Linked DNA regions of Mus musculus: region 1 is linked to region 2. A link is a loop called in an ENCODE intact Hi-C map of the cell type or tissue named here. Cell type or tissue: gastrocnemius. All regions are shown on one strand. Each heading gives the region's core, and the rest is flanking DNA. Links, peaks and the distances in the headings are about the cores only.

Region 1 (2,915 bases), core at 104-2,603, 330 kb after region 2:
TTTTAAAAAAAGATTTATTGATTTTATGTATAAGAGTACACTGTAGCTGTCTTCGGACACACCAGAAGAGGGCATCAGATCCCACTACAGATGGTTGTGAGCCACCATGTGGTTGCTGGGAATTGAACTCAGGACCTCTGGAAGAGCAGTCAGTGCTCTTAACTGCTGAGCCAGCCCTCCAGCCCTCCGGCCCTCCAACCCCTCTTAAAATACTTTTTCATGTGCAGTTTTAGCCATGGTGGAAAGACCTACAGATGGCCAGGATGGTCGTGTCCTATGCCATTGCAACTGTGTGTGGTCCAATCGGGTGGCTTGTTAGAGATGTAAGTACTTGACTTGCATATCCCAAGCCTGTGTGAACCAGAATCCTGTAGGTGGGAGAGGTCACCCTTAGGCTCTGCCTCCTCTCCAGTATACCTTGGGCTCTCCCTATCCTGGGTCCTCTCTAGTAGCTTCTCCTCACGGCATCATTTTCCTGTTAATATTTGACTATGTACATCACCCATGCTCAGATCCTAGGAGCCGGATGTTCTGGAAGGACTAACCCAGAAAGCAGTAAGTAGCGGCTTTACCCACGCTAAGGAATGCTTCTGTTCTCTGCTGCACAGACCTTGGAGCGCTCCCTCTGTCCCATTCCCTTGCTCCAGATTGCTTTTTTTGGGCAAGGTCCCTGCTCTCCTGCCAAGTACAGGCGTGTGTTGCATTCACAAACATGTGCAGTGAAGGTCGCCTGCTTGTCTGGTGGTTCAGATAAGCTTTGCACACAGGTGCCCTGGCCAGCCCAGGGCAAAGGTCAGTGCTCTGCAGAGGGCCAAAGCCACACTTTCCTAAGAGGCCCCTCTGTACTCCCTAACCCACTGAGGGAACTTTAGACCTCAAATCAGGTAGGAAGGCTCTTCCGGAATAAGATGTGCATGTGTGTGTCTTTTATTTGGATATAAGTTTGAAGTTACGGAAAAGTCGTAAGTACAGCATGTGGAATTCCCATCCACTCTACCTAGGTTCACATTTTACCTACATCTGTTTCTATTATGACTTTTATTCTTGGGTGGGGGTGGGAAGGTATCATTCAAAAACAGGTTAAGGACATTATGCCCATTTCCCCCTAAATTATTTTGAGAGAAACATGTCAAAACACAGCACAGTTAACAACTTTGAAAAGCATAATATTGACACAATTTATCTAACCCACAGTCCAAATTAAGATGCTATCAACCACCTTAATATTTCTTATGTCTATGGCTTTTTCCCACCCAAGGACCCATTCAAATCATTCATTCGTTTGTTCACTCGTTCGTTCATTCATTATATCTAGTTGTTCCATCTCTTTAATCTTCATAAACATGGAACTGCTATTTTTTAATTCTTTGACCCTTGCTATTTTTGAAGGCTATCAGATGGTTGCTTAGTAGACTGATCTTTTACCTGGTATTTCAGGATTCAGTTTAGGTAAGCATTCTCTGAGAGGAAAAAAATCACCAAGGTAGCATTTTATCTGGTGAGAAAGCTCCTGCCTGCCCTCTGAACCAATACTAGCAGAGTTACCATTGCTCTCTACAAAGACTGCAAACAACCACTTTGTGGAGGGTGCCCTCTGCTGGCCATTTCTAGCACTGCAGCTGTAAACTTCCAACAACAACCCTGGACACAGGGTTGCGTGACCCTGGGAATTATTCCTCCTTATTAACTTTGATTCCCTCACTGATAGAATGGGGGACATCGGTGTCTTCTCTGCTTCTCTTACAAATTGCAAGGTGGTTGAGTGTGAAAGAGATTTACAAAGATGGTCAGGTGTCTCATATTCAAGCTTACGTTCTTGCTGGCTCCTATGACTTTTCTATAGGCTCAGATTAATGGTCCCTAGAGTGCCAAACCTGCTCTTCGTGATTCCCACTCACTACCTGAAAACCCTCCAATGGTGTTGGGCTCTATGGACATCATGATAAGCGCCATATCCCTGCTGAAGAATCCATGGACACAGGTCAAGGACATAGTGAACTGGCTTTCAGTGTGTCTGTCCGAGCAGGACCACTGCTGGCCTGTGTACCAGCCACTATAGCCTGTGTTCACTGGGGTCACAGCCCTTGCTCTTCCCAGGTGGTAAGAGCAAAGGCACAAACCCTCTGACACCCACCAAACATATCCTCTCAATAGGAATTGTCCCCAGCGTTTTCAATGGCACTGTAGGAATCTGTTTACAAGATGAGTAAAAATTCTCTTTATCCCGACTTTAGGTTTTTTGTCCATATTTTCTTCGCCCCCTTCTCAGAAGCCTAGGTCTCTGTCCACACAAGTTCTCCTTGGTGCCTTTCTTCCCTACTTTATTTTTTATTTTATTTTATTTGGGTTTCGAGACAGGGTTTCTCTGTGTAGCCCTGGCTGTCCTGGAACTCACTTTATAGACCAGGCTGGCTTCGAACTTAGAAATCCGCCTGCCTCTGCCTCCCGAGTGCTGGGATTAAAGGCGTGCGCCACCACGACCGGCTTTTTTCTTCCATACTTTTTTTTTGTTGTTGTTGTTTTTTGTTTTTTGTTTTTCGAGACAGGGTTTCTCTGTATAGCTCTGGCTGTCCTGGAACTCACTTTGTAGACCAGGCTGGCCTCGAACTCAGAGATCCACCTGCCTCTGCCTCTGCCTCCCGAGTGCTGGGATTAAAGGCGTGCGCCACCACACCCGGCATACTTTTAATAACTATTTATGGAACACTCGCTATGCTCCAGGCACTGCGTTGGGCTATATATGTGCTTACCCCCTTATCCCCTCCCCCCGCCCCGTGCCTCCTGAGGGGAAGGCGGGGATGGGGGTGGGGTGGGGGTGGTCCTGCTGTGCTTCTCAGGCATTCTTACCTCCTCCCAGGAGGCCCAGAGCCGCCTCCTCCTCCTCCTCCTCCTCCTCCTCCTCCTCCTCCTCCTCC
Region 2 (2,915 bases), core at 163-2,662:
CTGCTGCCTGAGAATCAAGGTGTAGAACTCCTGGCTCCTTCTGCACCATGCCTGCCTGGACACAGCCATGCTCCTGCCATGATGATAATAGACTGAACCTCTGAACCTGTAAGCCAGCCCCAATTAAATTTTATACTTTATAAGAGTTGCCTTGACCCGGGCGGTGGTGGCGCACGCCTTTAATCCCAGCACTTGGGAGGCAGAGGCAGGCAGATCTCTGTGGTCTACAGAGTGAGTTCCAGGACAGCCAGGGCTAAAAGAGAAACCCTGTCTCGAAAAAACAAACAAACAAAAAGAGTTGCCTTGGTTGTTGTGTCTGTTCACAACAATGAAACTCAAACTATGACAACAAATGAGCACAGGCTATATAACATGTTGGTCCGGCTAAGAACACATGTATGAACAAGCATGCACAGGCAAAAATGTAGTGGTACTGGGACATGGCATGTTTGCTACAGTCACTTGGCAGCCCCAGGGCATAGCAAATGAACAGGGCTGCCCAGGCTGTGACCTGGCACCACTGAAACGTGGCAAACATGCAGCAGGTACACCTGGGCTGCCACATGGCAGCTCGGTGTCCTGGCAGGCATTTGACAGGTTTGCCCAGGCCACTGCATGGTAGCAATGAAACACAACAGGCATGCAAACAGGCATAGTTAGGCCATCACAGGGCAGAGAAGGGACAGGGCAGGAATACACACAGATTGGGGAGCACTAGAACACAGCTGGAGTATAACAGGTGAGCATATCCCCCATGTGGCAACGCTAAAACATGGCCGCTCGTGAACACAAGATCCTGTGCCACCGCAGGGCAGCACTGAGATCTGGCTCCCGTGAGAACAGGTGAGTCCAGAACACGGCACGACACTACTGGGATGTGGTACACATTTGAACTCCAGTGGCTATTCTGCCACGGGGTGGTGCTGGGACTTGGCAGATGTGTACATAAGGAATTCTTCAACATGGTGGCACGGGGAAACAGCATGCATCCCAACAGGCATTATACTAAGACATGGCATGTGTGACAACAGGCATGCCTAGACCACCCCTTAGTGACCCTAGGACACAGCAGGCAGGCAAGTAGGCTACCCAGGTCACCATGTTGTAGCAATGGGACACAGCAGTCATGCAACATGCTTGCCCAGGGCATCACACTGGTGGCCTAGTAACACAGCAGACATGCAAACACAGCAGGCTATGAAGTGGCAGTGCTGGGACATAGCGGGCTTGCAGCCAGGCATTCCCACACCACCAAGTTGTGGCACAAAGATATAGTAGGTCTTAGTACAGATATACCAAAGCCCCCACATGTTGGCCCTGGGACTCAGCATGCATACAAACGAATGGCAGCATAAGAACACAGAGCGCATGTGAACAGGTGTGCCCAGACAGCCTAGTGGAACACAACACTAGAACACAGCAGGCATTCAAACCTGCATGCCCGGGTTTTGAGACATAGCCAAGTATGTAAACGAACATGTACAGACCACCAGGTGGCAGCACTGAGACACACCAGACATGTGAACAGGTAAACACAGGCCACCAGGTGGCAGCACTGGAACACAACAAACAAGTGACCAGGAATGCCCAGGCCATCACTTGGAGATTCTGGGTCCGTGGAAAGAGTGTCAATAGATGAGCTTGCTACCACGTAGAGGTGCTAGGAGGCAACTTGCAGGTGAACCTGATCCCCTACTTTGCAGTCCTGGAACAGAACATGGTTGTCAAATGCACTGCAACACAGCAGAACTGGTAGGTGAGATTCACGAATGTTTGGGCTTGCCCAGACTTTCACAGGACTGAGACTTGACAGGCTTGTGGACAAAGGTGCCTGTGCCAACACATGGTGTTGCTGGAACACTGCAGACTCCGGAACAAGTATACTCATGACGACCCCTGGTGGCACTGGGAAATGGTATGTGTCCCAACAGGTGACCCTAGGTTGACAATTGGAAGTTTGGGGACACAGCGTAATTAAGAACCGGAGTGACAGGCGGGTGAAATGGCTCAGTGGGTAAGAGCACCCGACTGCTCTTCCGAAGGTCCGGAGTTCAAATCCCAGCAACCACATGGTGGCTCACAACCATCCATAATGAGATCTGACTCCCTCTCTTCTGCAGTGTCTGAAGACAGCTACAGTGTACTTACATATAAATAAATAAATCTTAAAAAAAAAAAAAAAAAAGAACCGGATTGACGACCCCATTACTTGGTGACTCCTGGACAAGGCAGGTGTGTGAAAGTCTATTCTTGCGGTGTCCTGTGGCTGTCCCAGGGCATGGCATGTGTGCAGACAGGCCAGTCTAAACCACTCTTGTGTCCGTGCTAGAACCTGGCCGGTGTGTGAACAGCATGTACAACCCACTAAATGGCAGCACCGGGACACGGAGCATGTGCAAGCAGATGTGGTTAGGCCATCAGGTGGTGGCATGCAGGGAACATGGCAAACATGCAAACAGGCATGCACACAGTACTCCTGGAACATGGAAGGTGTAAAATCAGGTATACCCAGGTCACCAACTTGCAGCACAGGGACATGGCAGACATGAGAACAAGGGAACCCAAGCCATCACAATGCTAGAACACAGTTGTTGTGCAAACAGGAGAAGCTGTGTACTGAGAACTGAAGCGTCAAACTCTGATCCCGTCTGGTTATCACAAAGAATAACTTCACCTCTAAGCTAAGATGTATGGAACTGTCTGGAAAGTCTAAAATTCTTTTTATTTTCCTTAGAGGAATTTAAAGAAATTATTTTGTTTGAAGTGTTTGTAGATTATGCTGTCTTAGACATTACACTGCAGGGCTAATTACTGTCCTCAGAGATGGGATTAATATGCCTTTGTGACTGACCTGGCTCAAGTCCTTGAAGATGTTATCATCTAGATTGGGAAATTCCAGTGTACTGACGTATTCA

The links. Hi-C counts contacts between places; a loop is a spot of excess contacts. Peaks named below come from ENCODE experiments on the same cell type or tissue, not always from the same donor. Only the 100,000 strongest peaks of a DNase experiment are listed, where the experiment ranks them.
Region 1: it touches region 2 in a loop (14-fold over the local background); 33 of 42 quality-filtered maps call a loop at or near these places.

The regions. Positions count from the first base shown.
Region 1 is chr3:122,310,942-122,313,856 of GRCm38, reverse strand. No RefSeq gene overlaps it. Among named protein-coding and RNA genes, the nearest start is that of Gm40139, 9.3 kb to the left of the region's middle. In gastrocnemius, for the core only: no CTCF peak of the experiment used is centred there; a DNase peak (open chromatin) is centred at 1,599.
Region 2 is chr3:122,637,448-122,640,362 of GRCm38, reverse strand. No RefSeq gene overlaps it. Among named protein-coding and RNA genes, the nearest start is that of Gm43568, 9.1 kb to the right of the region's middle. In gastrocnemius, for the core only: a CTCF peak has its summit at 1,524 (motif pointing right); DNase peaks (open chromatin) are centred at 547, 1,522 and 1,844; H3K27ac peaks cover 197 bases.